Linked DNA regions of Homo sapiens: region 2 is linked to region 1. Evidence: chromatin loops called from intact Hi-C (ENCODE). Cell type or tissue: heart left ventricle. All regions are shown on one strand. Links, peaks and the distances in the headings refer to the core of each region. The heading gives the core; the rest is flanking DNA. Region 1 overlaps CACNA1C (calcium voltage-gated channel subunit alpha1 C). Region 2 overlaps CACNA1C (calcium voltage-gated channel subunit alpha1 C).

Evidence for each region. Peaks named below come from ENCODE experiments on the same cell type or tissue, not always from the same donor. Only the 100,000 strongest peaks of a DNase experiment are listed, where the experiment ranks them.
Region 2: a loop joins it to region 1, with 2.2 times the contacts of the local background. A loop is called at or near these places in 1 of 110 quality-filtered maps.

What each region holds. Positions count from the first base shown.
Region 1 is chr12:2,074,429-2,077,232 of GRCh38, reverse strand. The region is part of intron 1 of CACNA1C (calcium voltage-gated channel subunit alpha1 C); the gene reads right to left. Among named protein-coding and RNA genes, the nearest start is that of CACNA1C, 23 kb to the right of the region's middle. In heart left ventricle, for the core only: no CTCF peak of the experiment used is centred there; a DNase peak (open chromatin) is centred at 1,426; H3K4me3 peaks cover 460 bases; H3K27ac peaks cover 2,500 bases.
Region 2 is chr12:2,238,395-2,241,198 of GRCh38, reverse strand. The region is part of intron 3 of CACNA1C (calcium voltage-gated channel subunit alpha1 C); the gene reads right to left. Among named protein-coding and RNA genes, the nearest start is that of CACNA1C-AS4, 16 kb to the right of the region's middle. In heart left ventricle, for the core only: no CTCF peak of the experiment used is centred there; DNase peaks (open chromatin) are centred at 1,457 and 1,720; H3K4me3 peaks cover 575 bases; H3K27ac peaks cover 2,500 bases.

The DNA of each region.
Region 1 (2,804 bases), core at 172-2,671:
CCCCATTATGAAACACTTACCTAGAAGGTTAGCTAATGTTCAAATTTAAACAACATGCCTGAAACTCTCATCAACCTACCACACACATACTCACACATGCAGCTATTAGCTGTACCTAAATTAAATTTCCCTGTTGATCATAAACGGTACACATCTTAAATCAAACTTAAGTGGGCAATGCGTTGTAATGAATGTTGCTCGACCTCATTGCTAAACATGAAGCCACAGCTAGTGAGCCCAGCATGGCGTCCGCTCCAGGGCACGTGCCAGCCAGTGCTTCAGCCCTCTCCTGGATTCCAGGGGTGGCTGGTTCATGTTCCATGTCTCAATTTCCCACTCAGTAGAAAGTGCCGTATAGCAGAACCCAGTGTCCTTCACACACAGCAACTGCGTGTTTAAAGAGCCAGAGGTCTCCCGGGCCTTCCAACCAGGGTGACCCGTCTAACAAGTCCCATTCTATAAAGCAGGGGCTCATTTTAACTGTGTCATCCCATTAAAAACAGCAATGGTTCCGATACAAGTGTAGAATAAATGGGAATCGAACTTGGGAAAAAAGCCAGAGGCAAATAATTTTGTGACTGAAAAATACAGGGTACTAGAGATACCATCTCTGTTGCCTTTTCACATCCCTTGGAAAACTGTTTTTGCTCATGAATGAAAAAATTATTTTGCTTAACAAAGGAAGAAAGGAGGGGGAAAAGTGAAGGGAGGAAGGGAGGGGGGAGGTAGGTAGGGAGGGAGTGAGGCGAGGGAAGGAAGGGGAGAAGAAACATGGCCCGCTCCCAAAAGCAGCAGACCCATGTGAGCCACGTGGCCACTGAGCTGTATGTGTACGAGCCCCTTTATTTATCGTATCCTCTTGGAATGCTTTCAAAGCAAGAACATTACGCATGTGTAATATCCAGAAGTGAAAACAGACCCATTTGACATTGCTCTGCAAGTTTCTGCCCTAAATTAGACAGTGAATCAGAAGGTTACGTCTGCGGGTGGGTTGCAGAGAGAAAACAAAAAACCCTAGCACATGTGAGCACGTTGGAGAAAGATGGGAATCGAAGGCAAGCCTGTGTAAGGATCTTTTTTTCTCAAGTCAGGAAAGGCAGATCCAGGCGAGTCTTGTTTTACTGCAGTGCAGACAGCGACAATTCCAAACCGATAATGAAAGACCCTAAAATAGGCCCTATGTATCAGGCTGCCCTGTGTCCCTGGGAAAGAGCCATGTGTCAACTGGATGTCAACCCCAGCATTTTCTTACTGACCCACCTCCCTGACTTTTATCTCTGAGCATGCAGATAAGCACATATGACAGTCTCTAGAGATTATTTCTAAATATACCAACCCCTGTTTATACCAAAATGGGTTCCCTGACTGTCAGTTCTCCATGGGTGCAGGCAGACTCCCAAGAACAAGCCCTGGCACATCCGCTCCCAGGAGAAACCTGGGGCACAGCACAAGCCAGGACTCTGGGAACCTGGCTCCACTGTTCTACATCTGAGGTTGGGACAAGGACAAGTCCATGGTACTGACGCCACTTCTGTGAACATTCCTACCGGAGGTCAGGGCAGTATCCACAGGCTTGTTCTGCCAACCTATGGACTGCTATTTAAGCAAGCAAGAAAGATCTCAAAAGCCCAGCAACAAAGCCTCCAAATTAGACAGGAAATAACATAAACATGGCAAAGCGTTTTAGAAGCCAGAGCTCAGAAAACAAGCTGCCTACGTTCAAATTCCAGCTCTCCCATTCAATAGCTGTGTGACCTTGAGCAAATTAATGAGGCCCTGGGAACGTCAGGTTTCTTCTCTGTAAAATGGGTTTCCATAAATGTAAAATTTTCTCTAAAGTGTAAAATGTAAGAGGTCCCCACTTCATCAATGGGAGGGGAAGATTAAACAAGATAGAGTATGGGACACACTTAGATTAGTGCCCACCAGGAGCTGATGAGCAGGTCCCATGCCTGCACCCAGTGAGCGGCTGCCACCCCAGGAGTCAGGGCTCCATAAACAATGGTTATTTGTCTTCAGAATGGCCTCCCTATCATCCCTTGCAATCATCAAAGTCTCTGGCTGTAGAAACAAATCCAAATGGAGGCCTGGGCTAAGGAGAGCGGGGGTGAAAAGATGTTGGCTGTCATGGCTCTAAACTGTTTATAACTGAAGGAATGCATTAAGACACTCACACTCAGGGAACTGATTTATGTTAAGTAAATGGCCCTACATCCCTTGGACGTCTCCACTGGAGCTCCCTCCACAGCCCAGTCATTTAAACACATGGCTTGATCCGGGTCCCCATGTGGGTGTTGGCAGGTTGAAAGGCACTTCCAAAGCCAGCAGGCTCCAGAATGCCAAATATGGCCAAGCTCAGACCCCGCAAGGTAGACCACAGGGAGGCTCCCCACAGGTGCCAGAAGATGGGGAGGGGTGACTCAGATGGCATTAGCTGACAGCTTCAGGGTATGGATGGCTATGGGCTATTTTCATTTCCAAACAAAATTTTCCACCCTATAAACCCTAAAGTATTTTATCGAAGCAGGGGGGTCTAATTCATCCATTTGCTGCGGAAAGGGCAACATCTTCAGCAGGGAAGAGACAGCTATTTTGAGTCACGGCACTGGCAGTCTCCTCCCCCTGAGAGGGCCTATCAATAACAGTACTCCCTGGATGGAAATTTCCATCTCCCAGAGGAGACCCCAGAGGAGTCGCAACAAGTTCATGGTACAAAGGAAGAAGAGCAGGGCCAAGCCTGCACCTGCTCAGACTTGCCATTCAACTTTCGGCAAGTCAGATCATCTCCGAGCCTCAGTTTCCCC
Region 2 (2,804 bases), core at 204-2,703, 160 kb before region 1:
CTGCAGTCAATGCTGGTCTTCTCCATGCGTGGGAGGATGGAGGCTTCTTGAACCACTCGCAAGTCAGAAATAAAGCTGCCAGGAGCCTCGCAAGGAAATGCTTGCCCTCTTCCCACCCCCCTCACCTCGTACTGGTTATGTAAACCTTGGCTCACTCTGGCATTATTTGAGAAACATGTGAAATCCCCTCTGTGGTAACTCCATTTGGGTTAATACTTCCATCCCCAGTAAATTCCTGTTAAGATGCAAGCATAATCCCTGGCGAGATCCCACCCTGGCAGAAGCACCCACTGAGACGGTGTAGAGAGGGGACTCTCACCCTGGAAATTCAGGCCCTGAGGGAGTTGGGTGAGCACTGCTGAGGGGAGCTCTGGGCTGCCAGAGGTCAGGGGGTGGGGGAGAGGGCAAGGAAAATGGCCAAAAGAGAGGTGGAAGAGGAGGCCACGCGTGCCCACCTAACCATGTGCTAATGACCAAGCATGGGTGGAGAAGGCACCTTGTCCCTTCAGTCAATACCCATTAGCATCCGCCATGCAGCAAGGTCACCAATATCAGGCACTCTGGGGGATGGTGTGCCCAACGCTGACGCTGGCCTCCCAGATCTTATGAAATGTCTCACCCCTCCAGGAGTCCTTCCAGCCAGCTTGTGGCTCAGGCCGCTGTCACCATAACCCTCAGTGCAGGCCCTGCCCCATGCCTGGAGCCCTATCAGTGGCTTTTGTTGGATTCTACCTGCCTCAGTAAAGGTGCAGATGTGTCTTCACACATCACAGACCCCAACAGAAGATTGCTAAAATGCAATCCAAATCCCTTTTTAACCTCTCTACTTTTTAGGACTGTTCAATATCACTGATTTCAAGGACCATGGTACGTCTTTGTTTTTCTAAATAGGGGGAAATGTCTGCAACCAGCATCCACCTTTAACTCCAGCAAGAAGGGGAGCAAGGGAGGGGAAACTGCATGTCAGCTGAGCAGGAAACAATCGAGGTTTCTCTGCTTCTCTGAAGACTACAGATCAAGCCAAGCAAAGAGCGACCATCCTGAGCTATTTGTGTTTCATGTAATAATGCCCTAATGATCCAATTAGCATTGATTCTTCAGCAGCAACAATATTTTCTGACTGATCCAGCAATTTAGCGATCACTGTTGATTGATACAATTTCTATGAGTAATAAAGCAGTTTGAAAGAAATTTGTTTAAGTCTTCACAAATCACTTTTTAAAAACATTTCAATTTTAACCTTATTTCCATTTTCCATTTTTTCCCAACCAGTGGACCCTTTATGACATTTCCCTTGGGCATCCCACTCCCCTGGCCATCACGTGGGCCAGCCCTCCCTGCCCCTTGTCTGGGCATCCTCAGCCTTCACCGCCCCCCGCAGATGCTCGCTGGCTGCAGCCCGGGGAACAGATGGGCGCAATGGCTGAGCCTTAGGGAATGGTAGCCGGGCACACAGCCTCTGTGGAAATGGCCCAGGAGAGAGCCACTGGAGCAGGCTTCCTGAAAACCTGCCCTGGTAACACCGCTAAAATTGGAAACCAGGCAGGGGTGGGGGACAGCGTGGGAGGCGAGTGGGAGGGAAGAGGGACAGTCACAAACAGGGAAGGGAGCTAGAACAGACTGTCGGGATAGAATCTCCTACCCGGGAAGCGCCGGGCTTCCCAGGAAAAGAGCTGAGACCCAGCAGCTGGGTGGAGAGAGCAGCCCTGGGAATGAACGGCCCTTTTGACGTCAGGGACTGGGCAGAGGGCCGCGAGGTCTGTGCAGCTGACCCTTCCTCCAGCAGTGCCCCAGCTGTGTCTCCCACCAAGAGCCTTACGAGATGAAGCCTGTGTGTGTGGAAGGAAAGCCTCACCGCCTGGGAGAGCTGGTATTGGCCCAGCCCTCACCGTCATTCAGGTGACTGACACGGTACCCGATGACCAGTGGGCCCTGATGGAGGGGACCAAACCGGAGTGCTCTGGAGGCAACTTCTCCCAAACAGTTCTCTGGCTGTTTTGGTACCCACTCTAACGCTGACCTCCTGATTATCTTCACGGCTCCTCCCTTTTGCCCTGCCCACGGACGCTTTCCCAGTCAGGTTATTGTAGTAAAACTAGGAGTAAAAATAGCTGCTAAAATTTCACGAGCTACCATGTGACAGGCATGACGCTAGCTAAATGGTTCATATGTGTTATGTCATGTAATCCTCTTAACCACCTTCTGAAACAAGTGTTATTCCCACTTTACAGGTAAGGAAACTAAGGCTTAGGGTGGTTTAGCCACTCAGTCAAAGACATTTAATAAGCCAAGGAGTGAAGCCAGTCAAAATGAAAATCCCTGGCCTCCAAAACCAGGGTTAGGCATTACAGAACCTCTCTGGATCATGAGTCCCCAAATTTCAGCCTTAACCAGGCAGATTTTCTCCTGACTTTACTTCCTCCTCTCGGCTTCCTGCAAGTTCAGCCCTCATCCTCTGCTTCTCAGAGAAAATACCTAGATGGGGAACACCTTTCCAGGACACTCTCCTTGGACAAAGAACCACATCATCCAGGTTCCCTCTGCTCCCAGAGAATGGCTAGTCCTCTTCTCAGAGGGCACTTGGTAGGTCAGTTCCAAAGCCTATTTCTTTGAGGCCTGTCAGAGCTACCTGACCATTCTCATTCACAAGAAAGTCAGACTGACAGACTCATCCCATTTCTCTGTAAGATTCAACATGATTTTGGTGGAGTTCCTATAGCAGTTCCCCAATTCCCAAACCTTTTACTGTTCACCACTATCTCAAGGAATGTGAGAAACTTCCGAGTCTGCAGCTCAGAAATCAC